3 separate regions of the Homo sapiens genome follow, and regions 2 and 3 are each linked to region 1. A link is an interaction called in ENCODE POLR2A ChIA-PET data of the cell type or tissue named here. Cell type or tissue: PC-9. All regions are shown on one strand. Links, peaks and the distances in the headings refer to the core of each region. The heading gives the core; the rest is flanking DNA.

Region 1 (10,030 bases), core at 878-8,877:
GGGCCTCTGCTGCTCCACAGGAAGCACCGGAAGCATGTATGTGCACCCTAAATTCTCCACCAAGGCTGAGATTGCTCCTGTTCTCCAAGGCCAGCACATGAGAGGGACTTTGCAGGGACTGAAAAGAATATAAATTGCTTCTTTTCGTGGCTTTCAGGTGTGACATTCGGCTACCAGGGACAGAAACCACTCTTTAAGAACTTGGATTTTGGCATCGACATGGATTCAAGGAGTGAGTTGGCGGGGTTGCCTCAGGGATGTGTAGCAGGAGCCACAGGGAGAGTCTCTGGGGACCTCTTTGACCACCTGTCTTCCATCTTGCAGTTTGCATTGTGGGCCCTAATGGTGTGGGGAAGAGTACGCTACTCCTGCTGCTGACTGGCAAGCTGACACCGGTGAGTCCTGGAGCCAAGGAGGGAGAGCATGAGAAATGTGAAGACACAGCTGCTTTTGCCAGAAGCTGGAATCAGGGAGCCTCTCGAGAATGTAGAGTTAAATACAGAACTCATGATAGATGATTCATTTCCCTAAGAGGGGCAGTAGAGGAGGAAAGAGCTTAGATCAGTTCAGGGGGGAGAGCTAAGAGAATTAAGATAGAACTAGGGGGCACACCCACGTGTTTTGGTTATACAAGAAATATATGTCTTTTATAGAACGATTAAAAATTGCATAAACGGGCCAGGCACAGTAGCTCACTCCTATAATCCCAGCAGGGATCACCTAAGGTCAAGAGTTCCAGACCAGCCTAGCCAACATAGTGAACCCCGCCTCTACTAAAAATACAAAAATTAGCCGTGTGCGGTGGCGCGCACCTATATCCTAGCTACTCAGGAGGCTGAGGCAGAATTGCTGGAACCTGGGAGGCGGGGGTTGCAGTGAGCTGAGATTGCACCATTGCACTCCAGCCTGGGCAACAGAGCGAGACTCCATCTCAAAAAAAAAAAAAAAAATTGGCCTGGCGTGGTGGCCCACGCCTATAATCCCAACTCTTTGGGGGAGGCTGAGGCAGGCAGATCACTTGAGCTTAGGAGTTAAAAACCAGCCTGAGCCCAGTGTGGTGGCTCACACCTGTAATCCCAACACTTTGGGAAGCCGAGGTGGGAGATCACCTGAGGTCAGGAGTTTGAGACCAACATGAAGAAACCCCATCTCTACTAAAAATACAAAATTAGCCAGACGTGGTTGCACATGCCTGTAATCCCAGCTATTTTGGGAGGCTGAGGCAGGAGAATCACTTGAACCCAGGAGGCAGAGGTTGCAGTGAGCTGAGATTGCGCTATTGCACTCCAGCCTGGGCAACAAGAGCAAAACTCCGTCTAAAAAAAAAAAACAGACCAGCCTGAGCAACATGGTGAAATCCCATCTCTACTAAAAATACAAAAATTAGCTGGGTATGTTGGTGCACGACTGTAGTCCCAGCTACTCGGGAGGCTGAGGTAGGAGAATTGCTTGAGTCCAGGGGGCAGAGGTTCCAGTTAGCCGAGGTCGTGCCACTGCACTCCAGTCTAAGTGACAGAGTGAGGCTCTGTCAAAAAAAAAAAAAAAATGCTTAAGTCAAGAGAAAAATCTGGAGATAACCAGTTTTTTTTTTTTGTTATTTTGTTTTGAGACGGAGTCTCACTGTCGCCCAGCCTGGAGTGCAGTGGTGCGATCTTGGCCCACTGCAACCTCCACCTCCCAGGTTCAAGATATTCTCCTGCCTCAGCCTCCTGAATAGCTGGGATTATAGGTACGCCCCACCATGCCCAGCTACTTTTTGTATTTTTAGTAGAGACAGGGTTTCACCATGTTGGTCAGGCTGGTCTCGAACTCCTGACCTTGTGATCCGCCCGCCTCAGCCTCCCAAAGTGCTGGGATTACAGGCGTGAGCCACCGCTCCCAGCTGAGATAACCAGTATTAATGTTTTAGTGGATATCTTTCTCCTTTTTTCTTTGCAAATGTGCATATAATTTTTAACAAAAATGGGCTGTCATATGAGTTGTTGTGTAGCTAGATTTTTCCAAATATATCAAGCATTTTTCCATGCAATTACTTATTTCATATGAGTCTACCTTTTTTTTTTGAGACAGAGTCTCACTCTGTCACCCAGGCTGGAGTGCAGTGGCACAGTCTTGGCTCACTGCAACCTCCGTCTCCTGGGTTCACGCGATTCTCCTGCCTTAGCCTCCCGAGTAGCTGGGACAACAGGCGCGTGCTACCACGCCCAGCTAATTTTTTGTATTTTTAGTAGAGATGGTTTCACCGTGTTAGCCAGGATGGTCTTGATCTCCTGACCTCATGATCTGCCTGCGTCGGCCTCCCAGAGTGCTGGGATTACAGGTGTGAGCCACCACGCCCGGCAAACTCTACCATTTTATTTGAACTTTTGTAATATATTGCCATCTAGTGTGTTAGAAAGTTTGTAGCCATTTCTGCTCTCTCTAGCAGTGTTGAGAGGCCATTTTCTCATATCCAGAGATTAGATCTTTAGAAAGGTATTATTAGATTCTCCCCAAAACACTAAACTTGCCACATGAGGCCCTTACGATGTACCATTCGTGAGTCTCGCTGTATGGAGAGCAGGTGTTCTTTGGCTGTGGTTAGTCCCTCCTGCTTGTCCCTCTTGTCCTCCATTTTGCTTAACTCCCCTTTTGTCCCTTAACTCTTTTACTTTGCTCACCATGCCTTTGTCATATTAGGGGAACATCCCTGTTCCTTTTCTTTTTTGAGACAAAGTCTTCCCCTGTCCCCGAGGGTGGAGTGCAGTGGTGCGATCTCAGCAACTTCCACCTCCTGGGTTAAAACCATTCTTGTGCCTCAGCCTCCTGAGTAGCTGGGATTATAGGCATGTCCCACTATGCCCAGCTAATTATTGTATTTTTAGTAGAGACAGGGTTTCACAATGTTGGCCAGCCTGGTCTCAAACTCCTGACCTTAAGTGCCTCCTGACCTGCCTTCCTTGGCCTCCCAAAGTGCTGAGATTACAGGCATGAGCCACCGTGCCCAGCCCCTATTCCTTTTCTTATGCATACTTGTCCCTGGCCCATTTCTGGTGTTTGTCTCTCCTTCAGAAAAGTTGGTGTATGGACGAGGTCAGGAGATCGAGACCATCCTGGCTAACATGGTGAAATCCCGTCTCTACTAAAAATACAAAAAATTAGCCGGGTGTGGTGGCAGGCACCTGTATTCCCAGCTACTGGGGAGGCTGAGGCAGGAGAATGGCGTGAACCCGGAAGGTGGAGGTTGCAGTGAGCCGAGATCGCGCCACTGCACTCCAGCCTGGGGGACAGAGCGAGACTCCGTCTCAAAAAAAAAAAAAAAAAGTTGATGTATGGAGCTGCAGCACCTTTTTCCCTTGCCCTCCTCTTAACTACTTTGTCTTCCCTTGCAGACCCATGGGGAAATGAGAAAGAACCACCGGCTGGTAAGTTGGCATTGGGATTTAGGGAATGATAATCTGATGGAGGAAGTGTGACTTTAACCGACCACCTCCCTCTCTTCTCGGGCAGAAAATTGGCTTCTTCAACCAGCAGTATGCAGAGCAGCTGCGCATGGAGGAGACGCCCACTGAGTACCTGCAGCGGGGCTTCAACCTGCCCTACCAGGATGCCCGCAAGTGCCTGGGCCGCTTCGGCCTGGAGAGTCACGCCCACACCATCCAGATCTGCAAACTCTCTGGTACCACTTCAGGGGCCAGGGAGGGTGCCCTTCACCTTATCATTCATGTCTACAAACTGTACCTAGAGGAACCGAGAATGAGGGAGCCTCAGCTCACAAACTGGCACATCTTGAGGGTTTGCCTTCAGAATGTGAGGTGCTAGGTGTGACAGCCCTCCCCTTCCTTTGCTACAGGTGGTCAGAAGGCGCGAGTTGTGTTTGCTGAGCTGGCCTGTCGGGAACCTGATGTCCTCATCTTGGTGAGTGAGCTGGGCTGTGGGAAAAGGGATAAGGGTAACAGTAATGGAAGACGGGAGTTGCAGTGCTCAGTCATGGAATTCCTCCTATGTAGGACGAGCCAACCAATAACCTGGACATAGAGTCTATTGATGCTCTAGGGGAGGCCATCAATGAATACAAGGGTGGTAAGTCAGCTGAGAGTGTGCCCTCATCCCTGCTCCATGGGGACCAAGCTGTAGTGTCCTTCACTACAGAAGGGCCTAGGACTCCCTTATTTCATGTTCTGATTCCCCTCTTTCTCCTTTCTTCCTGCCCTCTGTTGTTGCTATCTTTCTTCAAAGCTGTGATCGTTGTCAGCCATGATGCCCGACTCATCACAGAAACCAATTGCCAGCTGTGGGTGGTGGAGGAGCAGAGTGTTAGCCAAATCGATGGTGACTTTGAAGACTACAAGCGGGAGGTGTTGGAGGCCCTGGGTGAAGTCATGGTCAGCCGGCCCCGAGAGTGAGCTTTCCTTCCCAGAAGTCTCCCGAGAGACATATTTGTGTGGCCTAGAAGTCCTCTGTGGTCTCCCCTCCTCTGAAGACTGCCTCTGGCCTGCAGCTGACCTGGCAACCATTCAGGCACATGAAGGTGGAGTGTGACCTTGATGTGACCGGGATCCCACTCTGATTGCATCCATTTCTCTGAAAGACTTGTTTGTTCTGCTTCTCTTCATATAACTGAGCTGGCCTTATCCTTGGCATCCCCCTAAACAAACAAGAGGTGACCACCTTATTGTGAGGTTCCATCCAGCCAAGTTTATGTGGCCTATTGTCTCAGGACTCTCATCACTCAGAAGCCTGCCTCTGATTTACCCTACAGCTTCAGGCCCAGCTGCCCCCCAGTCTTTGGGTGGTGCTGTTCTTTTCTGGTGGATTTAATGCTGACTCACTGGTACAAACAGCTGTTGAAGCTCAGAGCTGGAGGTGAGCTTCTGAGGCCTTTGCCATTATCCAGCCCAAGATTTGGTGCCTGCAGCCTCTTGTCTGGTTGAGGACTTGGGGCAGGAAAGGAATGCTGCTGAACTTGAATTTCCCTTTACAAGGGGAAGAAATAAAGGAAAGGAGTTGCTGCCGACCTGTCACTGTTTGGAGATTGATGGGAGTTGGAACTGTTCTCAGTCTTGATTTGCTTTATTCAGTTTTCTAGCAGCTTTTAATAGTCCCCTCTTCCCCACTAAATGGATCTTGTTTGCAGTCTTGCTGACAGTGTTTGCTGTTTAAGGATCATAGGATTCCTTTCCCCCAACCCTTCACGCAAGGAAAAAGCAAAGTGATTCATACCTTCTATCTTGGAACATGGGTCTCTTTCCTTTTTTTTTTTTTTTTTTTTTTTGACAGAATCTTGCCCTTTCACTCAGGCTGGAGTGCAGTGGCATGATCTTGGCTCACTGCAGCCTCCACCTCCTGGGTTCAAGCAATTTTCCTGCCTCAGCCTCCCGAGTAGCTGGGATTACAGGCACACACCACCAGGCCCAGCTAATTTTAGTGTTTTTAATAGAGACAGGGTTTTACCATGTTGGTCAGGCTGGTCTCGAACTCTTGACCTCAAGTAATTCACCTACCTTGACTTCCTAAAGTGCTGGGATTATAGGGATGAGCCACTGTGCCCAACTTCTTTTTTTTTCTCTTTTCTGAGACAGGGTCTTGCTGTGTTGCCCAGGCTAGAGTGCACTGTACCCTCAACCTCCTGGGCTCAAGCAATCCTTCCACCTCAGCCTCCTGAGTAGCTGGGACTACAGGCATGTGCCGCCACACTCAACTAATTTTTTTTTTTTTAATTTTTAGTAGAGACAGTGTCTTGCTATGTTGCTTAAGGCTGGTCCTGAACTCCTGACCTCAGGCAGTCTTCCTACCTCGACCTCCCAAAGTGCTGGGGTGCTGGGATTATAGACGTGAGCCACGACGCCTAGCCAGAATTTGGGTCTCATTGTCCAAGTTAATCTCATGAATGAGGAGGTGCTCTGCCCTGTGGCCAGGGACCAGGGTATTGATTCTCTCAAAAATTATTAAATCATCTAGCCAAAATGTACGGTACTGTGGGGTATATAAGAAGGGAAGAGACAAGATCTGCCTTCATTAATAGTCTGGTTAGAGAAGACTTAAAAGTAAGCATGAATAGATAATTAATTTGATCAATTGTCTAATATGTCGTACTCTAGATTCTAAGTTGCCACATACTCAAAAAAGGGAAAGATTATCCAGGGCCTGATTATTTGACAGGGTCACTTGAGGGTAGATCTTGAAAAATGATGATTTGACTAATCAGGGACCAGGGAGCCATTTTTCAGAAGTAGGAAAAGAGCAGATCTCAGGCTTGGGGGGAAGAACAAGCTACTTGGGAGTTAATGGATGATAGCTGCTGTGGCCATTTTTCTTAAGAGTTAGACTGGGGAGATGGGTTTGGAAAGTAAAATGCAAATGGTGGGTAGTGGTATTAGGTGGTGATGTGCAAGGCGTGCTGTAGAAACCTGCAGGGTGAAGCCCATAACTTTTGTTACGGGAATGGGGTAACTGAATCCTAAACTAGCTAGGGGAGATAGGGATGGAAAGAGCAGATGTGGAGGTTGGGGAGAAGGGAGTGACAGGAGATATATCCAGTTCCAGAGGGAATAGGGAGAGCTGTGTGGCTAAGATTTAACTGTTTGGACATTTAATTTGGGGAAATTGTTTTCCAGCCAAGTGAATAAATAATACTGGACTTCAAGTACAAGCTTCATACAGGAAGTGAAGTTTTGGTGTGGAGATAGCTGCATAGTCAGGGAACACTCTAAATTAAAAATAAGGAGGCCGGGCATGGTGGCTCATGCCTGTAATCCCAGCACTTTGGGAGGCGGGCAGATCATGAGGTCAGGAGTTCGAGAGCACCCTGACCAACATATTGAAACCCCATCTCCACTAAAAATACAAAAAAATTAGCCGAGCGTGGTGGTGCACACCTGTAGTCCCAGCTACTCAGGAGGCTGAGGCAGGAGAATTGCTTGAACCCGGGAGGCAGTGGTTGCAGTGAGCCGAGGTTGCGCCACTGCACTCCAGCCTGAGCAACAGAGCGAGACTCTGTCTCAAACAAAAACCAAAAGACATCAGGAAACATGCCTCTTATGGAATTTGAGGGGGAAAAGTCAGGGTCTTGGCAGTGACCTTGGACAAGCCATTAGCCTCTTGATACCTCTTTTCTCATCTGTAAAATGAAGGTGGTAGTTACCTACTTCACAGGGTTATTAGGGGATTCAATGTGTAATAATACGTAAAGTGCCTTAAATTCTGTTGCTTTTGTTATATGTATTTCATATTATATATATATATATATTTTTTTTTTTTTTTTTTGAGATGGAGTCTTACTCTGTTGCCAGGCTGGAGTGCTGTGGCGTGATCTTGGCTCACTGCAACCTCTGCCTCCTGGGTTCAAGTAATTCTGCTGTCTCACCCTCCCAAGTAGCTGAGATTACAGGCACGTGCCACCACGCCCGGCTAAGTTTTGTACTTTTGGTAGAGATCAGGTTTTGCCATGTTGGCCAGTCTGGTCTCAAACTCCTGACCTCAGGTGATCTGCCCACTTCGGCCTCCCAAAGTGCTGGGATTACAGGCGTGAGCCACCGCACCTGGCCTATACTTTTGCATTTTTAAGTTTTTACTTCGCTAGTCTAGTTGAGATGATACATAAAATATATAGGAATGTTATTTATAAAGTGAATACCAGCTTGCATTTCAAATATTTGGTCACTAATTTCACTACTTCAAACATAAGTGAGAAAAGTACTTTAAGTACTCCAAAATAACTTTCCGCCACAGGCATAAATTTCATTTCTCTCTCTGTTCTTTTTTTTTTTTTTTTTTTTTAAAGATGAGGCCTTGCTATATTGCCCAGGCTGGTCCCAAACTCCTGGCCTCAAGCAGTCCTTTCTCCTAGGCTCCCCAAAGTGCTGGGATTACAGGAATGAGCCACGGCACCTGGCCACAAACTTTATCTCCTCCCGTGTATGTTTTAACTTCTGTGATCCCTGTAGCCGATCATATGTGCTGTTAATGGAATTAATAATTCACCTAAATGTGGGCAAAAGTATGCCCTCCAAAAAGCAGCATAGAAATGGAACACGAAAGGGAAACATTTCCATGGTAGCGCATGGAAATTTCATTAACCAAATTAAATTGTTTTATTTATAAACAGCTTATTACCTACAAGTGATGCACATATGTGGTACACAGTAAACATCGTAGAAATGTGTTTTTTGTTGTTTTGAGATGTGGTCTCCCTCTGTTTCCCAGGCTGGAGTGCAGTGGCACAATCATGGCTCACTGCAGCCTCAACCCTCTGGACTCAAGTGATCCTCCTACCTCAGCTTCTCAAGTAGCTGGGACTACAAGTGTCCACCAACATGCCCAGCCAATTTTTTAATTTTTTTGTAGCAAAGAGGTCTTGCTTTGTTGCCCGGGCTGGTCTCAGACTCCTGGGTTCAAGTTATCCTCCCACCTCAGCCTCATTAAAGCCAAAGCCTGAAGGTAGGAAAGGAAGAGCCTTCAGGGAAGGGACCAAAATGTGCAAAGACCCTGAGGCTGAAAAGAGCTGAACATGGTCAAGGAATGGCTGGAGCTGAGAACTTGAGCATGCGCCAATACACACGGGGCCTTATATGCATAGACAGCAGGTTGGGATGTGATCAGGAGAGGCTGAGCAATGGGAGGCCATTGGTTCTGTTTAGCCAGGAGTGCAAACTGATTCAGTTTTCATTTTTACAAAATTGCTCCTGGCTGCTAGGTGGCAAATAGTGGGTGTGGGGAGACAGGGAAAAGAGATGCCAGGAGAACAGCTCAATATTACTTTGGAAAGAAGATTCTCTTCATCTAAGAATGGAATGGAAGGGAGATAATGTAGACTCAGATATTTCCATGTGAAGGGAAGGGAAAATGTTGCTCACAGTGGATGGGACTCACTTTTTCCCAAGCTTTGGTGCCAGAGAATCAAGAAGAGTAGGCCGCGCACGGTGCCTCATGCCTGTAATCCCAGCACTTTGGGAGGCCGAGGCAGGCGGATCACCTGAGGTCAGGAGTTCGAGACCAGCCTGACCAACTTGGCAAAACACCGTCTCTACTAAAAATGCAAAAATTAGCCAGGAGTAGTGGCACGCATTTGTAATCCCAGCTACTCAGGAAGCTGAGGCAGGAGAATTACTTGAACCTGGGAGGTGGAGGTTGCAGTGAGCGGAGATCATGCCATTGGACTCCAGCCTGGGCAACAAGAGCAAAACTTCGTCTCAAAAAAAAAAAAAGGTTTGCTGAGCAGCAGTAAGTGTAGAATCAATGCTAACATTAATTTGTACTGGGCTAAGATAGTAGGATTTTGTGATTTTTCAACATTAGGTCTACTGCCCAGGAGTAGGAATGAAAGAAATAGGATAATGATTCTGAATTGAAGATAGACCCCGTTGCACCTGGGGAAGGATTGACAGAAAGAGAACGTTGAATGTCACAAGGGTATTTTAGAGGGAAAAAATGGAAGCAGAAAGGAAAAACAGACTGAAACGGTAGAGAGAAAAGTGCCTGCAGGGAGGGCTTGGTGAAGAAACATCATTGTAGTGAAATGAATGAAATGTTCAACCTCTCTCCCCCTGCAAAAAAACAAAAAACAAGGAAAATCTTCTCTTTATATAATCTAAAGTTTTTACGTAAGTAAAAAGGAACAGGTAGGCCGGGTGCCGTGACTCACACCTGTAATCCCAGCACTTTGGGAGGCCAAGGCGGGTGGATCACCTGAGGTCAGGAGTTCGAGACCAGCCTGGACAACATGGTAAAACCCCATCTCTACTAAAAATACAGAAATTAGCCAGGCGTGGTGGCAGGTGCCTACAATCCCAGCTACTCAGGAGGCTGAGGCAGGAGAATCCTTGAACCCAGGGGGCAGTGAGCCAAGATCGTGCCATTTCACTCCAGCCTGGGCAAAAGAGTGAAACTTGTCTAAAAAAAAAAAACAGGTTTCTTTGAATTTTTTTTTTTTTTTTTTTTGAGATGAAATTTTGCTGTCACCCAGGCTGGAGTGCAATGGCACGATCTCAGCTCACTGCAACCTCCGCCTCCTGGGTTCAAACGATTCTTCTGCCTCAGCCTCCAGAGTAGC
Region 2 (10,030 bases), core at 1,257-9,256, 380 kb before region 1:
GCACGTCACCAGCAAATCATCGTATCCAAGGTTTCGCTCCAGCAACTTACAGAAACCAGGAGAAGAAAAAGCTGTGTCTGAGAAAATGGTTGTTGTGGAGTAAATTGTAATAGTGAGAATCACTCCTTCCCTTTTCTTTAGTTTTAGACCTAGGTATACACCCCATAAACAGAGTTTATTTTCTCAGGTTTTGAGCCTCAAATGAATGGAATTTTTTTCCTTTTTTTTTTTTTTTTTTCCATGTATTTGGGTGGGGGGCTGTCAACATGTTTGTGAGGCTCATCCATGTGATTATGAGCTGATTTTACTTAATTGCTGCTCTCTAACTATACAATTTTTAATGCAGTCTACTGATAGCCATATGAGTTGTTTCCAGTTTGGGACAATTACAAACACTGCTTCAGTGAATATTTCTGCATACATGTTCTAGCACACACAGGCAAGATGTACCCTCAATTTGACTAAGCAGGCCAAACTGTTTCCAAAGTGACTATAGTGCTATGTAGTCTGCTCAGCAGGCTATGAGCACTCATGATGCCCCACAGCCTCACCAACACCTGATAATATCAGCTTTAATTTTTGCCACTCTGGAGGATGGGATATAGAATATGTGTGTGTGTGTGTGTGTGTGTGTGTGTGTGTGTGTGTGTGTGTGTATTTAACTCCCCAAAAGGAAACAGCATGAGACAGGCCCAATAACAGGCCAAGGAATCCTATAGCAGCAGACCAGATATTGTGCTCCTCGACCCAACCAGTAAATGTTGTAAATGTTTATCTTTGGGGAGAGAAGGGGAAGGGCCCACCCAGCTTCTGTTCTTCTTTCCCTTGGTAACTTACCATCTATGAGTTAGTGAGATGGAGACATCCTAACCATTAATCCAGGGAAAGGGAGGAATCTAAGCCATCAGCAAGGGAGTTAGTGCTTTTCATCAAATTTGAGACACCTGTGACATCACATTTTAGCATCTCTGAAATGTGATCAATTGCATGTCATAATTTAACTGGCAAAATATTTTTTTGATGTGGAGCATAAAATAAGGGCACATAAAAGATTTGGTGGTGCTGTGGTTTGAACATGTCCCCCAAAAGTTCACGTGTTGGAAACGTAATTGCCAATGTAACGGTATTAAGAGGTGGGGTCTTTAAGACGTGACTGGGTCATGAGGGTGTAACTCTCATGAATGGATTAATGCCTTTCTTGCAAGAGTCCATTGGCCAGAACCGTGAGCTGAATAAACATCTGTTGTTTACAATTTACCCAGTCTGTGGTATTCTGTTACAGCAACAGAAAATGGATTAAGACAAATAGCATCTTAGATTTGGTGAGATGTGGCATATTTCCTAAAAAGTGCTGCCAGGATCATCCTTCTAGCACACAGGATCTCATCCTTGTTATTCTCCTGCTTCAAATCTCCTAGCTGAGGCTGGGTTTGGTGCCTCATGCCTATAATCCTAGCACTGTGGGAGGCTGAGGCAGGAGGATCCCTTGAATCCAGGGGTTCAAGACTAGCCTGGCCAACATAGGGAGAGACTGTCTCTAAAATAAAATAAATAAATAAAAATAAAAATAAAAATAAAAACAAACACACCAAAAAAACTCCTACTAGCTGAGGTCAAAACTGCACAGGTGGCCGGGCACGGTGCCTCACGCCTGTAATCCCAGCACTTTGGGAGGCCGAGGTGGGCAGATCATGAGGTCAAGAGATCGAGACCATCCTGGCCAACATGGTGAAACCCAGCCTCTACTAAAAATACAAAAATTAGCCGGGCATGGTGGCACGCGCCTGTAGTCCTAGCTACTCGGGAGGCTGAGGCAGGAGAATCGCTTGAACCCAGGAGGCGGAGGTTGCAGTGAGCTGAGATCACGCCACTGCACTCCAGCCTGGGTGACAGAGCGAGACTCTGACTCAAAACAAAAAAAAAAAACTGCACAGACATCCTCCCCTGCCCTGCATCCGGCTAGCCCCAACTTACCCATCCAGCCCCAAATCCCTCCTCGTCCTACCTAATTCTCTGGCCATTAGATACACTGAACCAGGAAGACAGCCCCTTCTTCACTCCCCACTCTCCACCCATTCCCTTGTACATGCTCTTCTCTCCAGTCCAGCGCATCCTTGAAGGCTTGAATACAATTTGTCCCCTTATCTGTGAGGTGTTTCCTGTACCCATCCCACCTCTGAGTTGAATGTATCCCTCCTCCTGCAGCTTTGCATACACTGTATTTCTACAATAGCACTATCACAGTGCTTCATACAGTAGCACCCCCCATCCGCTAAAGATACATTCATACAGGAGTCCCCTCAATCCTCAGGAGATGCATTCCAAAACCCCCAGTGGATGTCTGAAACCTGTTTCTCCTACACATACACACTTGTAATAAAGTTTATAAAGTAGGCACAGAAATAGATTAACAATAATAACACAACAGAATAACAATATACCGTAATAAAAGTTATATGCATGTGGTCTCTCTCTCTCTCAAACTATCTTGTACTGTACTTACCCTTCTTGTGATGAAGGAACAGTGGGAGGGCAAGAGATTTCATCATGCTACTCAGAACAATGCACATCTAAAACTTATGAATTGTTTACTTCTGGAATTTTCTGTTTACTGTCTTTGGGCTGAGGTTGACCATGGGTAACGGAAACCACGGAAAACTAAGCTATGGATAAGTGGCTGTAATTGATATTTTTATCTGTCTTCTCTCCCACCAGAATGTGAACCCAAAGGTCATGCCTCACTGACCTTTTTATCTCCAATATCTGGCACAAAGTAGGGGGTCTGCAAATGTTTGTGAAATGAATGACCTCCTCTAATTCCAGAGCCCTGCCATCTCCATTCTTCCCCCTTTCACTACACACCCCCCTTTCCCACATTAAAATTCTGCTTCAGCAGCAGGCTTCCAGGGCTCTCTTTAGATTAGACATTCTTGCCCACACACATTACCTAGATATCTCTTGGCCTCCCTCCACACACACACAATTTTGGGGGGAAGAACAAAATTCCATTTCTATAAAGCTGGCAAAATCTAATTCATCCTGATGCCAGCCAATTTATGTTTTTGTCTTCTCAAACCAATTTCCCATTCTCTGTGTCTTTTCTATTCTGATCCTGGGGGGGTCCAAGTCTGAAGTCATTCCAAGAAGCCTCAATACAGACCATGGACTCTCTTCGGGGGTTTGCAGTGTCTTCTGTGGTGGTCACACACAATCTGAGTCCAACCTGTTACTCCCCTGCAGGAAGTGATATCTAAGAAGTCACCCACTGCCTTAGGCCTTCAGTCTCCTTACCTCTTAACAAGGGGAAAATATTTTGCCAAGTTTACCAGGCTATTTGAGGTTGAGGCAAGGTCACATAAGTACGAGTGTCTCATTAGCAAAAAGCTCTATAAAAATACTATGAAAGAGCACAGGAGCCAATGTGAAAAGAGCTCCCAACAGCCAAAGCCACAGTAATTTGAGCAACAAAATTAAGTAGTATTGGATTATAAACCAAAGTATAAAATAAATGTCCCTGAGTCTACACTGAAATTAATGATTGAATAAATTAATAAATTGGGGGAAGAGAGAAACAAATCTTCCATGCAGAATAACTGCAAACAATAATATGTAGATACTTGCCCTCAAGAAGGGGGAATATAACTCTTGGCTCCCTAGGTATGGGCTGCACTTAGTGACTTCCTTCTAAAGAGGACAATACACGCAAAGAGTGGAAAAGAGACTAACTGTACAGTGGAGAAACCTGAAAAACACTATCTCACCCAAATCAATATTAAGTCATAAATCATGTTAGTACATGCCCTTGATACGATGGGATGATAATGGCAATCTACCTCTGTGGTCTTCCTCCCAGTTACCCATAAGCCCAGTCTTAGGAGAAAAACATCAAATTCCAATAGAGGGGCATCCTACAACATACACGACCAGTATTCTTCAATGCTGTCAAGGTCATCAAAACAAGTCTGAGAAACTCCCACAGCCAAGAGGAGCATAAGGAGACATGACAACTAAATGTAATGTGGTAACCTCCATGGGATCATGAAACAGAAAAAGTACTGAGGTAAAAACTAAGGAAATCTGAACACACTATGGACTTTGGTCAATAATAATGTATTGATATTGGTTAACTGCAACAAATGTACCACACTGAGGTAAGATGTTAATAACAGGGGATCCGGTTTGGAGCATGTGGGAAGTTTGTACTATCTTCTCAATTCTTCTGTAAATCTAAAAGTGTTGTAAGAAATAAAGTCTACTTAAACAATAAAATTGCAATTTTTGAAACATAAAAAGCCTATTTTTTTTAAAGGTGATTTTTTTGAACTTGGGGAAAAACATGTTAGGGATTATGATTTCAGCTAAGAGTTAAAAACAGGAGGTTAAGGCATGCATAAACGAATGTCATTCTCCCCTCTTTTGAAGTACACACAAATCGTGGGTCAAAATTTGAAATCTACTGGAGATTTGGAAGTGTGTCCCTCCCATTTACTCCACAGAGTTAAATTTACACTTTTTTTCTAAGGCCAAATAGGGAGAAAATCAGTAAGAAAAATGCTAATGAGCTGGAAGGAGTGAAAGCACAGCTCCAAGTATTTGTGGCTAAACCGGTTTACTCCGAACAAAAAAAAAAAAAAAAAAAAGAAAGAGAAAGAAAGCATGACACTTTGGTCAGGGAGCTGGATTAGTCGCCTATCTACCAGGCTCCAAGCAACCGGACGGTCATCCAGGCCCCGCTTACTTCTGGTTCCGCAGACTAGAATGGATGGGAGTCTGAGTAGGATACCAGAAAGCGAGAAAGACCCAAGAGGAGGGGGAGAATGTAAGGACAAGCAAACAGGAGGGATCTGGCTGGCAGGGAGGACGCAGCGAACTTGACCCCCTCCTGAGCCCGCCCGGGGGCCTGGCCCCGTTTTGAACCCGGGCCCGGCGGCTGCGTTGGGTCGCCCCAAACCCGGTGAGCGTACGAGACTGTTGCTTCGCTGTATGTCTCATGTGCACCCCCTACTCACCGGTCCCGAGCTCCGGGCCGCGAATCCCGGCCGGCACCCCTCCTCTCTCACGGCGGTCTGTTCCGGGTCCCGCTCCTGCACGAGCAACCAGCGCGACAGCTCGTCCCCGCCCCGTAATCTCCCGGCTATTCGGGGCCCTTCGCCGAGATTTCTCCCGGACCAGCCCCGGGATTGGCTCCTGCCGAACTTCGCCATCCAATGGGAACCTTAGTCTCTTTTACGTCACTGATCACCGGGCAAATCCCCAGACAGCCGCGGGCGGTGGGGCACCAGGGGCAGCGAAATGGAAACTGAAATCAGGCGGGACCGAGGCTGCGCCAAGAGCCGCAGCCTGAGTTTGGCGCGTAATTGGGGTGGCCTGTTACACGGTCTAAGGGAGTAAATGCTAAGGCTTAGGAGTCACCTACGTAGGACTCTTGAGAGGGCAATAATCCCCTTTCCACCTCTCGAGACCCCTCACTGCCCAACTCTGGCCTTATGCTGGATCAGGGTCCGAGGGCGCTTTGAGGCGAAGGTGGCGCTCGCCAGGTGCTCAACATCAAATACGAAGTCCCCGCCCCTAACGTGGCCTAAATTTGCTTCCAGGACAAAGCAGGATTTTAGCAAGCAAATACTCTCAGAGACCTATTTACGAAAATTATTACTTCCTAGGTAAAATAACGTTCAACCAGACAGCCATTGTCGCCATTCGACGGAAGGAAAAACTGAGGTTCCAGGAGCTTAAGGGTCTGGGCCCAGTTCAGGGGGGTTGTTTTCGCTCCTCGACGCTGAATTTAGAAACCAGAGGCTACAAAGCGGGCCGAGACTTGGGTTCCCCAGGTCCTTGGTGGGGAGGTTTCCAGGAGGCTCGGGCGCGCCCCCGTCCACGGCCCCGGAAGCTGACGTCGCCGAAGCGTACGCCGCTGCCCAGCCTGCGCTCTCTTCCTGCTCTGCCTGCAGCCGCCGCGTCCGGTCCAGCCGCAGGGCCATGCCCTGTGCTGCGGTTGCCGTGTCCCAGGCGCCGCCGCGTCAAGATCCCCGTCTTTCCCGGCCAGCCAGGCGGCAGCGGCATTCAGCTCGTGCACTGGGCTGGCAGCAGGCTGAGAAGAGGCGGCGCAGGTTCTCCGGGTCAGCCAGTGCCCTGCTCCTAAGGGTAGAGATCTAGCTGGGGACACTGGTCGTCCGCCTAGGCAGTGGTGAGAGGGTGGGCTACAGTTGTTTGGGTATTCATGAATGGAGGAGCTCAGGGTCCTAGACCCTAAAACCTGCTGAATCTTCACCCCTCCTCCGCTGGGGGTAGGGAAATTTGCACTGCATTTAAGCAATGTATAGTGGAGTGGGTGGGACATTCAGAAGAAACCACGCCCACATTTAACACCCGCGTCCTTCCCTTCTACCCCAGCCCAGCATTTTGTCTTTTTCCCCTTTGTCCAGCAGTATAACTCACGCTGCCCCTCCGGGCTGAGAGGAGTGTAGACCTCACCTGCTGAGCACAACTCTGGCGGGCCTGTGCTCTGGAGGTGGTCTCAGCACCTACCTAGACCCTCTTGATACCTGCTTTTTTAGTTGGTGGTGTGGGAAGAAAGTGTGTTTAACATGCTCCTTAAATAATGCTCTGCCGCCGAGCGCGGTGGCTCACGCCTGTAATCTCAGCACTTTGGGAGGCCGAGGTGGGCGGATCACGAGGTCAAGAGATCGAGACCATCCTGGCCAACATGGTGAAACCCCGTCTCTACTAAAAATACAAAAATTAGCCGGGCGTGGTGGCGCGCACCTGTAGTCCCAGCTACTCAGGAGGCTGAGGCAAGAGAATCGCTTGAACCCGGGAGGCGGAGGTTGCAGTGAGCCGAGATCGCCCCACTGCACTCCAGCCTGGGGACGGAGCGAGACTCCGTCTCAAAAAATAATAATAAAATAAAAAATAATGCTGTGCCACTAAGCGTTTTCTCCCTGTCCTGAGGTCTTTGGCCTATTCACAGACCATTCTGGGCAGACTCCAGCCACAAATCCACCACCCCACTTAAAATTCTCTATCCTCTCAGCACACTTAGAGGGGCATGGAAGACTCTTGCAGGGGCTGGGGCTCCTGACATGACAGCTCTGCTTAACTCTCTGACCTCCCTCATGCCACTTCTCCCTCGGTCCCTGTGCTTTCACCTTACACCTGGTCTTGAAACTCCCTGCCCCAGCCCCTTGCATGGCTGCCCGCTTCTTGTCAGTCATGTCTACATCTCAGAAAGGTCTTCCTCCCTCACCCAGTTGAAACCAGTTCCCCATCATGCATTATTCTGTTTCCCTTTCTTCATGCATTTGTTGCCATTTGAAAGCACCTTGTTCATTTCTTTGTCAATGTGTTTATTTTCGATCTTCCTCCCCCTCAGTGTACGCCCCAAGAGAGTTGAGACAACACCTGTCTTCCATGCACATGGCTTCCATGTAAATAAATGTTTGTTAAATGAAATGAGCTCAGTGTGGGCATTTCTTTTTCTTTTTGTAAAAAAATTTTATTATTATTACACTTTAAGTTTTAGGGTACATGTTCACAACGTGCAGGTTTGTTATCATTTAGCATTAGGTATATCTCTCCTAAAGCTATCCCTCCCCCCTCCCCCCACCCCACAACAGCCCCTGGTGTGTGATGTTCCCCTTCTTGTGTCCATGTGTTCTCATTGTTCAATTCCCCAGTGTGGGCATTTCTAAAGCTGCCTGGCCCTGCTTGGCTGGGTATCAGTCATGCACTGAGTCCCTCTCCCACCACACTACATCTTGATTGATACAGCTTCTCAAGTCCAAGTAAGGGTAACAGAAATGGATGCTGGGAACACAATTTCTGCTTTGTGTTGGAGGAGACAGCTTTGGAGCAGCTTTGTAGCTTTGTGCCCCTCTACAGCTTCCTGCTTCATTTAAGGTTCTGAAGCAGAGTTGAAATTCCTTCCTCCAGCTCTCCATTTCTGTGGTCATACCAGATGGAGGCCAAGGCAGCATATGGGGCTGGGTAAGAGTTCTGCGTTGAATTCTCCAGTCTGCCACATTCTGTGAGGCTTTGGGGCAGCTGCTCAACCTCTGTGTGCCACAGGTTCTTCTTCTGTAACATGGAAGTAGCTAGATCTGCTTCGTACGGTTATTATGAGGCTTAAATGTAAAGCTTTGAAATAGTGAATCAGTGCTGACTAGGCCAAAGGGTATGGTATAATTATTTGCATTTGAAATAAATATCTTAAATGGAGCAAGAAGATTTAGTAGGTATATTCCTTGAGCAGCTCTGGTTTAACCTCAGGAGGAACTAAAGGCCGCTGTCTAAAAATGAGTTTGTATATGACAGGGTACAGGAAATGCCACCCCAAAATATGGCACCTTGGAAATTGAGAAAATAGCAGAAACAGGAAGGTTTCTCTGACCTCTTGCTCCTTTCTGCCCTGAAGCAGGCCATAGAAACTAGAGTTCCCCTCGCCCCTTCTTCCCTGAAGCAGGCCACAAAATCTAGGAAGGTCACTCTCTGACCTGCTCCCTCCTTCTCCCTCCTTCATCTGAGGCCCCTTATATAACAGGCATCCTCTCCTATGCCCTGAGGGAGGGACTGCCACACAGGTATGCCAAGAAGAAACTGAATAGACAGGCCTTTCCAACTTCTCAGTTTATCACCGTTAGCTCATACACTTTTGTCCTTGCAATCATACATCTGCCTGACTGTCTATACAACTACACAAATGTCCCCATTTCTTTGGGTTTTCGTTTCTGAAAGTTCCCATGTCATGTAAAACTTGGATAAAATAAATGTGCATGCTTTTCTCTTGTTAGTCTGTTTTTTGTTATTGAAGTCTCAGCATAAACCTTGTGATGGGTAAGGAAAATATATTAGTTTTTTTCCCCTAAGTTTAGTATAAACATATTGAGCTAAATCATACCATTCAGAATCTCAGGATTTTAAGAATACTAGAGTGCTTGGAAAGAGGCCTCCAAACAAAAAACAAACAAACAAACAAACAAAAACTTGAAAACATGAAACTCCCATTGGTAAAGATGCAAAGAATCTGTTTGAATCTTTTGTGTGAAGGATACCTTGGTATTAGGGCCAGAATGAATAAATGAATATCTGTAAAGGAAAAGGTAAAAGTTACATCAATGAAACAATTTTAAGCCAACATTTCTGTTTTCTGGTAGAGGCATAAGCTAATAAATAATTTTGTGCTACTAAAATCTGCCTGCTTTTGTGCTAAGAACTGGCTGCAGGATAAAAAATAACAGGTTTAACTGTCCTTTTTAAAAGGAAAAAAAGGCATTTTGAATGCTAATAGCATTAACTACTGGGTTTTGAACAGAAAGCGTAGGCTGAACCAATCTCTTATATGACTTGGGATGTCATTTAAAATACTTTGTATTCCAAATTTGGTGACTTTTAAATGTCTATTAGCTCAAAAGTTAGTGAAAATATATTGTATAATATATAATGACAAATTCAACTTAAAAAAAATTTTTTTTTTTTTTTTGAAACAGGGTCTCACTCTGTCACCCAGGCTAGAGTGCAATGGTGCAATCATGGCTCACTACAGCCTCGACCTCCTGAGCTAATGCAATTCTCCCACCTCAGCCTCCTGAGTAGCTGGGACAGATGTGTGCCACCATGCCCGGCTAATTTTTGTATTTTTTGTACAGACAAGGTCTGGCCATGTTGCCCAGGCTGGTCTCAAACTTCTGGACCCAAGCAATCCTCCTGCCTTGGCCTCCCAAAGTGCTGGGATTACAGGCTTGATACAACGCGCCCGGCCGACACTGTAGCATTTTCTAATAGGCCTACGTAAAAATTATCTAATTCTCTAGGGTAGTTTAACTTTGATTTAGTATTTTAGGGTATTTAGAGTACTCCTTAGGGGTAGACATTAACTTGTAGAAAAGTGATATCAATGGAAATGATTCTTGGTCAATAGCAATGTCAATGAATTTTGTTCAGTGGAGGTATAGAAGATGTATGTCCAGTGTATGTATATTCAATCTTCCAAATTCTCTTTGAACTAGTTCTTTTTTTACTAGTCTCTTGTTAGTAC
Region 3 (9,045 bases), core at 866-8,865, 530 kb after region 1:
GTGAGAGCCGCTGTTTCCCGAGTGAGAGCTGCTGCTCCCCAGCTGGGAGGAACCGGATGCACCTTGTAGACTAGAGCCAGATCCGGAGGAGTAGCTGACCTGGGAATACCCCGTTCCTGGCTTAAAAGATCCTGCAGAACCACCCTGGGCAATGCTGGATCCGCTGGAGCTACCACTGGAGCCACCACCAGAGCTTCTGGCACTGGAAATGGAGCTGCCAGAACTGCTGGAGCCACTGTAGCTACTGAAACCGCTGGAGTCACCCTTCCCAGTGAGGCAGGGGTCGTTAGGGGAGGTGATACGCGTGGGGTCCTTACAAGGGTCTGAGAAGGTGCCAATGCTCTTAGCCAAGGTCCCTGTGGAGGAAAGCAGTGGTTAGTAAGGGCCAAGGAGGCTTGGCTTCCTCCCTCACCTTTCTGCCTTATCTCAGTCATCGGCCTCTCGGGTTTCTCCCAAGCAGAGCGCAGGGAGAGTTTAGGGATGGAGAAAGGAGGAAGAACTGGCTATTGTCTCTAAAGGATATTGAGGTGGCCGAATAAAGGCATTTCTTTGTTTGGGAAGGGTGGGCAAACACCAACCAGAAAAATAGAAAATTAGGTGCCAAAGTGAGTGGCCTCAAAGGAATACATTGAATATAAGAGGGGGCTGGGCACAGTGGCTCACGCCGGTAATCCCAGCACTTTGGGAGGCCGAGGTGGGAGGATTGCATGCGCCCCAGAGTTCAAGACCAGCCTGGGCAACATAGACCCCGTCTGTATTTTGTTTTTTAATTAAAATTTTTTTTAAAAAGAAGAGGGAATGGAGAAGGGGCAGGAACAAGTAGGTCTAAAAGAAAGGACCCTGAAGAGACAGAGAATTGGGGAAACTGAGGCTCTGAGGAGTCCAGGCGTAAATTCTTAGGGGAAAAATCCTGGGCCAGACAGTGGGACCAAAGGGAAGAAGACAAAAGGCAAAACAATGGAGGGCTGAGAAGTGGAGACACATATAGAAGGAGACACTGGAAAAAGACAAAGCTGGGGGCAGAGGGGCTGAAATAAAGGAAAGGGCACTCGAGGACTAAGATTTGGTCACCAGCTTCTTCGTGAGAGCCCAGGCTGGGGTCAGGAATGGAAACCCTATTTCCTATCTCAGCACTGGCCATGCCAGTAAAGCTGGGTGGGGGCCAGGATGTGGGGTCACTACCTGTTGCTTCAGAACCTGCTGGTACCAGTGTGTCAGGACACCGCACCCTGAGCCAGCCCTGCTCTCGCTGGCCCAGCCCAGGGAACCAGGACGAAACCCCACGAACCTCCGAGGCTCCTGGCCACAATCAGCTTCCCTCTCTGAGCACACCTGCCTCTGTCCAGCCCCTCATCTGACTTCTGCTGCCTTGACTTCCCTCAGGGATGTGGAGCCACATCTTTCCTTATCTTTCCTTTCCTTTGCTCAAAACCCCAGGCCCAACTTACCCCGTGGTTCCTCCATGACTCTTTCACCTGCGTTCCTTCTGCCTTCCCTAGCCCCTCCAGGTCCCACGTGTTACAAACAGAGCCACATACTAGCAAGTTACTGAACCTCTCTGAGCTTTAGTTTATACATTCAGAGGGGCCAAATTTTCCCTGCCTTCCCACAGCATTACTATGAAGAAAACTAAATGAGATCATCCACCTGGAAGTTTTTTCTTCTTCTTCTTTTTTTTTTTTTTTTTTGTGAGATGGAGTTTCTTGTTGCCCAGGCTAAAGTGCAATAACACGGTCTCAGCTCACTGTAACCTCTGCCTCCTTGGTGCAAGCGATTCTCCTGCCTCAGCCTCCCAAGTAGCTGGGACCACAGGTGCCCGCCACCACACCCAGCTAATTTTTTGTATTTTTAGTAGAGAGGGGGTTTCACCATCTTGGCCAGGCTGGTCTTGAACTCCTAACCTCAGGCGATTCACCTGCCTTGGCCTCCTGAAATGTTGGGATTACAGGCACAAGCTATCATGTGCGGCCAGATGTTTTAGAAAGTGTAAAGCATTATATATTATGAATTATTACTGCCACTCATCCTGATCCCTCCACCAACAACCAGACTGCCATCCTCTGTGATGTCCCTGTTCTCTCCTCAGAAAGAAATTCTCTGCATGCACCTCCACGCCGAACCCCAGCTGTGCCAATTCCCTTCAGTCCTCTGCACGAATCCACCATGCATTGCCTCTCTCTTTCGCTATTCCCTCAGACACCAACCACCCACTAGACCATGGGAAGGTCGCAGAAATTCCTCAAGGGCTATAAGTACCCGGTGGTCAACAACACAGGTCCAGGGGTTGCCCGGCCTGGGGTTGAAATCTTGGCTTTGCTGCCTTCTAATGCATGATCTTGAGCTACTTTCCTAACTTCTCTGAGCCTCAGTGTCCTCATCTGTAGAGTGGAAATAGCAAATCTCCTTTCATACCGTTCTTGTAATGATCAAAAGTGCTAATATAGGCCGGGTGTGGTGGCTCATGCCTGTAATCCCAGCACCTTGGGAGGCTGAGGCGAGCGGATCACTTGAGTCAGGAGTTCAAGACCAGCTTGACCAAAATGGTGAAACCCTGTTTCTACTAAAAATACAAAAAAAAGAAAATTAGCCAGGTGTGGTGATGGGCACCTGTAGTCCCAGCTACTCTAGAGGCTGAGGCATGAGAGTCGCTTGAACCTGAGAGGTGGAAGTTGCAGTGAGCCGAGATTACGCCACTGCACTCCAGCCTTGGAGACAGAGTGGGACTCCATCTCACAAAAAAAAATAAAAATAAAAGTTCTAATATATAATCCAAATGTGCTTAAAACAGAGTCTAGCATATAAAAAGGCTCTAAAAATGATATTATTACTATTAAATGTCCAATCATTATCTTGTAGTGCTCCCATAATAAAAATCACCACCACCATTTATATAAACCTCTAGAATTTCCAAAGTACATATCACATACATTATTTAATTTGAGACACACAGACTAGAGTTAGGTGTCATTAACCCCACTTCAGAGTTTCAGAAACTGGGGCTCAGGAAGTTTAAGAAACTTACCTGAGGCGACCATACAGTGAGGAGCAACCCCCAGACTCAAAAGGCAGATTCCAGAGCCCCTGCCTGTCCCCTTCGCTGGGTCCTCTCCCGGAGTCTCCCTCCCGCCTCCCTCCTGTTCCCAGGGCCCCCAGCCTCCTACCTGGCAGGAGGAGACCAGCCAGCAGCAGTGCCATCATCCCGTGCCCACCCACACGCCCCATCCAGGGTGCCCGAGACGAGCCCATCTCGGACTGCACGGCCTCCTGACTGATGGCAGCTCAAGGACACCCGGGTCCTTTATGCCAGAGCTGGACATTCCCTGGGCAGGAGTCACTGTGGGGAGAGGAGGAGAGGTGGAGGGGGTGGGTGCCCCAGGGGAAGTTGGTGTGGCCGGGAGGAGCGTGGTAATCAGCCCGGTGCATCTGCCTACTCAGCAGCAGCAGTGGCTGCAGTGTGGGGTACCCATGGCCACGGGGCTCTAACGATCCTGCCACCTGACAGGCCTGGCCCCGGCTCCTCATTGCCTAACCCGGAACCAGGCGCTCTGCCCCACGGCCACCCACTCTGGGGCGGCCACTCTTGCCACGGGACCCAGCTGCCTGGCTCCTTAACTCTCCTGCCTACCGTAGCTTGGCCTGTCTCTCCATCTGCCCTCCACTCGCAGTCGTGGGTGTTTCAGCTTTTTCTTCCACACTTGGGTGCCCGCTCCAGCCCCACCCACCCAACCCCAATGAGGTCCCATTCACAGCCCCTGATCTGCTCCTTCCTTAGGACCCCATCACTCCACCTCCACTTTCCTCCTTCAAATATGAGTTCTGCCCCCATCCCCCAGGCTCCCCCTCCCACCACTCCCCAAGTACCAGGCCAGCCACATACCTATTACGTGTTCCATCACCTGGGGAACTTTCTCCTTCTCAGAAATGGGGCACCACATTCCCAAAACCAACTCCCTGACCTGTCGCTTCTGGGGGCCTCTGGGGACGGCATGGTGGCGGGGGTGGGGGGGTGCTGGGAGCCAGGGCTCAGCCAGGGGAGGGGCCTGGGCTGATGACCTCTGTCAAAGCTGGGCCTTGGTTACTCACAGGGCACTCACAGCCCCTCCCCATGGCTGGTAACCCAGACCTCAAGGGTGAGCAAGAGGCTAAGAAGGCTAATTGGGAAGGTGGTGGCCCCATAGCCCATCTGCTGGCCCTGGGCTGGATGAGCGAGCAGGAAGCAGCAGCCAGCTCTGGGCAGGTCGAGGAGGGCCAGGCAGGCTCCCGGGTCCTCAAAGGATGAAAGGAGGCCAGGAGAACCGGAGCCCTGCCATCTGCTGAGAGGGTGGTGGCTTCTCCTCCATTGCGTTGGCCTCCCTCCTGCTCTGGCCCCTGCCCCGCCCCAGCCAATTAATTGCTCACTAGTATTGCGGGAGTATCAGTATCGGAGGGAGGTGCCTGGGAGTCCAGCAAGCTGCCCTCTCCTCCCCCAGGCCTCAGACACCCCTGCTCCCCTCACCCAAACTCACTTCCCAAACCTCATCTCCTCACAAAGGCAGCTCTGTCCCTGGGCCCCTTGGCCTGGTCTCTCCCATTCCCTCTACCTCCTGACCGCCCTTTAAGTTCAGACCAGCAGGAGGATGGAAATGTTTCCTGTCTGTGCTGTCCGATACGGTAGCCACTGGCCACATGGAGCAAGTTTAACCACCAAAGATTTGGAGCTTTAATTTTAATTAATTGTAATGATGTGGTTGGCCACGTGCAGCTAGTGGCTGCCATCTAGTCTTGCTCTTGACTTGCTAGTGACACTCAGAATGGGAGTGGGAGGAAAGAGGGGCTGAGGGAGCTGTGGAGAGAGGAAGGGATAGGACAGGGTCCCCTGAAGGGGGCTAATGCCTTGGGAAAAACAAACAAACAAAAAACACTGGCTTCAGAATGAAGATGACGTGGGTTCAAGTCCCAGCTAACCTCTTGGCTTTGGGCGGCTCTTCAAACCTTTCTGAACTTCCATCTCCTCATCTGTGAAATGGGGGTATTTTAAATAACACTTATTTCACAAGGTTTTTGTGAACATCAAATGGGAAATTATCAAAAAGGTTAAATGGGACAAGGGGTGCAGTCCCCCAGTAGGAAGCCCAGCAAATGGAGCCCTGCAGGTGCTCCTGTCTTCATCCTTCCACTGGGGGAGACAAATAGGCCAGCTTCACCCCCACAGCCCCAGGCTCCCTTTCCTGAGTCTCCAGCCCAGCCAATGCTAGCAGAGTGTCTTCTGCTCCCTTCCTGCCTTGTATAGAGGTGCAGGCACAAATGTGAGACAGAGATACCATTTAAAGTGATGCTGCTCGGCTGGGCACGGTGGCTCACGCTTGTAATCCCAGCACTATGGGAGGCCGATGCGGGCGGATCACTTGAGGCCAGGAGTTCGAGATCAGCCTGGCCAACATGGCGAAACCCCGTCTCTACCAAAAATACAAAAAAAATTAGCCAGGCGTGGTGGTGGGCGCCTGTAATCCCTGCTACTCGGGAGGCTGAGGCAGGAGAATCACTTGAACCCTGGAGGCAGAGGTTGCAGTGAGCCAAGATTGCACCATTGCACTCCAGCCTGGGTGACAAAAGGGAAACTCCGTCTCAAAAAATAAAGTGATGCTGCTCTTTCCGAACATCATTTCCTCCTGTGGGCCTCCCTAGACTCTCAGGCTTGGCTCCCTGGAGGACCTGGGCAAGGAGGGAGGGGGCACTGGGGTAATGAGGGGAGTGGCAGAGGGCAGGGAGGAGTGGACTAGAAGGTGCTGGGCCGTCCCAGGGTGTGAGGGGAGAAGGCAGCGGAACAGTGGAATCTGTGGCTTCTTCTTTTCCAACACAAACTTCCCCTGACCAGCCAGAGGTAGCAAAGTTTGTCTTGTTTTCTTTGTCACATTCCTCCTGGCTGCCGTCAGAACTTGGCCAAGACAGCCAGGCTGGAGGAGGCACAGTCTCTCCTGGCCTCCTGCCAGGTCTCCAGCCGCCCACGTGGACTGGCGGTGCAGCCACGTCCCTCCTCCTGGCTACTCTCTCCTGTCCACTCCTGTCCACCCCATCCTGCCACCCTGGGCTGCCCAGTTCCTCTACTGTCCTGCCCACCTGTGGGCCCTTGAGCTCTAATCCGCCGTGCTTTTGGTTTTTTACTGAAACCCTGCCTTCTGTGCTAGATTTTACTCTGGTGCTCACCATTAATCTTTCTCTCAGTGCAGGTGGTGGAGACCTAAAGCTAATGGGGCTTAGGAGGGAAGAAAAGGGCATCAGCTGAGTGCCCACACAGGCCAGGGTCACCTTCAGTGAAGCTGCCAGTTTGGTGACGTCCACAGTAGTGCAGGCAGCTCTGCTGTGTTCTACAGCAACAGATTCTGGCCCTGCCCCTGCCCGTGCCCGTGCATTGGACCGGGTGAGAAAGTGTGGGTGGCGTAGACACTCTACACCCGAGAAAATCAAGCTCAAAGCACATGCCTTCCATAGGCAAAAGGTGGGGCTCCCAGCCATGTATCATGAAGCAGGCAGGTCACTGTCCCCTCTGGTCCCCTCCACCCCTCCAGCAGCCCTGTGCTGCTGTGTTTGCTGTGCCAGCCTTGGCCCCCAGTGCACGCTCCTCTGCTGTGTTTTGGAAGTTGCACTGAGAAAGAAGAGAAATTGTTCCTTGCCCTGAGGAGCTGCCATCCAGCTGGGGACACACAGCGTAAGACAGCAGCCTAGAGTGGAGAAGCGGGTAGGCACTTGGCTTCAGGGAGGTGGCAGGACTTTCCCCGGGCCTTGAGGAATGATGAGAGAAGCACAGAGCAGGCAGCCAGACGTGGGGCCTTGTGGTGCTTCAGGTGTATTTAGAACCAGCGGATGGCGTGGGTTGGTGTGGGACATGCATGTGGAGGACAGTGGTGTGGGAGAAGGGACAGGCTGCTTGGATCAGGATTGTAGATGACCTACAACACCAGGTTAAAAGAATTTGGATTCTATAGGAATTGCAGTAAATGTGAGAGGGTGCAGGGAACCAAACGGCTTTGAATGATCACAAAGGGGGCTGAAGCATGGCGTGCTATAGTCCCAGCTACCCAGGAGGTGGAGGTGGGAGGAATCCGAGGCCAGCTGGGGCAAGTTGAGGGACTCCATAAAGAGGAGGCTTGGGGCACGAGATCCACCATGTACTGACTGCCTGCTGCAGGCGGACACGGTGCCTGGGTATTTAACATGAGTTGTCTTGTTCAATCTTCACAACAGCCCTACAGGGTAAGTGCTTTTTCCCCCTGTTTCACAGATGAGAAAACTAAGTTGAAATTATTTGTCCAAACCAGCTGCTAACAAGCAAAAATGTTTGAAAAAGATTCAAACCCAGGCCTGTTGGACTTCCAGGCCCACATAGATCCTATTACTCTGCAGCTGACACCATGCTATAAATGAATGGCAGAGGTTCATGGACAGGCTTAAGAGGCTCCCTAAACCCTGTAAGGATGTGTGCAAAATTCCTTATGTATATGAATATTTCTAGAGAGAAGATTTCTGCTGTCAAAGCTGGCCAGGTATGGTGGCTCACGCCTGTAATCCCAGCACTCTGGGAGGCCAAGGCAGGTGGATCACTTGAGCTCAGGAATTTGAAACCAGCCTGGCCAACATGGCAAAACCATCTCTACTAAAAATACAAAAATTAGCCGGGTGCGGGGGCAGGCACCTGTAATCCCAGCTACTCAGGAGGCTGAGGCAGGAGAATCATTTGAACCGGCGAGGCGGAGGCTGCAGTGAGCCGATTTCATGCCACTGCACTCCAGCCTGGGTGACAGAGTGAGACTCCGTCTCAAAAAAAAAAAGTGAAGAATTCTTAAGTGAAGGTTACTGGCTCATGAGGTCCCTCCTCCACAGCTTTCCTCCTCTGGGGGCCTGAGAGTCAGGACAGAAGTTCTAGCACAAGTGTTTCACATAGGGGTCCTTGGTAGACCAGGGCTTAGGCTTGGAAGAAGGAAAATGGAGTGAGCACGAGGAAGAGAAAAAGCCTGGAAAAGCAGCTTATTTTGTGCTGAGGAGAGAAGGAAAGGGGCCACCCAGAGCTGCTCTGGGGCTCCAGGGCCTGTGGGCTCCTCCCCTCCTTTGTTCCTCTCTGCTTGGCTCCAGCGAGAGGCCGTTTCCTCTCCTCTCTCTTTCTCCATGACACCCACGCTTCCCTGTGGACTCACCTCTGCAGCCACAACAACACCCTCCTCTCCTTGGCGTGGAAGCCAGCGCTCCTGGCCCACTCCCAGTAGGGGATGTCCTCTGAGTTGTTTTTCCTGTGCGGGGAGGGGTGGACTGAGTCATCCACACTCTTCACCTGGTTCCTCTGGTGACCAAGAACATAGAAGGAGAGGGCACATCCCCAATCAGGTGTTCCGAACATCTCTGCGAAGACTGACCCTCCTCAGCCCAGGTGCTCCTATGGGACTGGCTACACTTCTTGACTCAGTTTTAATCTCTCCTTCTCTGCCTTCCTGTTGGGAATACCCCCTCACTTCTGTGGCTTCTTTCCTGTAGTAGACGATCAAGGGTGGAATCTACAGTCCGTGAGCCCTGACTTCTTGCCTTCGTCTCAAATAGACTCTGCAGCCAGCCATCTATGCAGCGCCCCAGTGGCTTTGAAATGCAACAGAAACCATCACCCCCGGACCGTGGGCTCCATGCCAGTGGGCAAAGCACAGGTGCGTTCACTGAGTTCCCAGCACATAGCTGTGGCAGGCACTTGGTGATATTTTGAAATAAAAGAATGGAAGAATGTGTCCAGGCTGTGCTTCCCCTTTCTACCTTACTCAGGGACATGGTGCCCTCCTCTCTGGTTTCCTGCCCTGTGCCCACCCCCCACCCCCTGCAAGCACAGCTCTTATGTGCAAAGCCCCTGTAGGTGCTGGAGGGATTCACTGATGGCCTTGGCGGAGGTGGCAGTGGGCATGTGCACTTGGCTCTGACACAGCCACTCATGCAACACCCTGTGCAATCTCGGCCTGGGCCTGTGTGTCCTGCCCTCATTCCTCACGGGTGACTGTCTCCCCTGAGCCACTCTTCTCTCTATTGGATTAGCTC

The links. Peaks named below come from ENCODE experiments on the same cell type or tissue, not always from the same donor. Only the 100,000 strongest peaks of a DNase experiment are listed, where the experiment ranks them.
Region 2: POLR2A ChIA-PET joins it to region 1 with 23 read pairs; 2 of 35 experiments call an interaction of 5 or more read pairs at or near these places.
Region 3: POLR2A ChIA-PET joins it to region 1 with 16 read pairs; 4 of 35 experiments call an interaction of 5 or more read pairs at or near these places.

The regions. Positions count from the first base shown.
Region 1 is chr6:30,586,317-30,596,346 of GRCh38, forward strand. ABCF1 (ATP binding cassette subfamily F member 1) reads left to right here. Exons shown (of 25, transcript NM_001025091.2): 19 at 158-232; 20 at 325-395; 21 at 3,372-3,404; 22 at 3,490-3,658; 23 at 3,833-3,897; 24 at 3,990-4,062; 25 at 4,219-5,206. The coding sequence ends at 4,385. Among named protein-coding and RNA genes, the nearest start is that of MIR877, 7.0 kb to the left of the region's middle. In PC-9, for the core only: no CTCF peak of the experiment used is centred there; a DNase peak (open chromatin) is centred at 4,935; H3K27ac peaks cover 4,017 bases.
Region 2 is chr6:30,208,296-30,218,325 of GRCh38, forward strand. TRIM26 (tripartite motif containing 26) reads right to left here and starts at 5,111. Exons shown (of 10, transcript NM_003449.5): 1 at 5,010-5,111. RefSeq lists enhancers at 1-58, 5,442-6,330 and a silencer at 5,789-5,971. In PC-9, for the core only: no CTCF peak of the experiment used is centred there; DNase peaks (open chromatin) are centred at 4,646, 5,256 and 5,996; H3K4me3 peaks cover 3,537 bases; H3K27ac peaks cover 2,178 bases.
Region 3 is chr6:31,117,174-31,126,218 of GRCh38, forward strand. PSORS1C1 (psoriasis susceptibility 1 candidate 1) reads left to right here. Exons shown (of 6, transcript NM_014068.3): 2 at 8,503-8,666. CDSN (corneodesmosin) reads right to left here and starts at 3,273. Exons shown (of 2, transcript NM_001264.5): 1 at 3,162-3,273; 2 at 1-356. The coding sequence starts at 3,246. RefSeq lists enhancers at 1-436, 8,218-8,818, 8,819-9,045. In PC-9, for the core only: no CTCF peak of the experiment used is centred there; no DNase peak of the experiment used is centred there.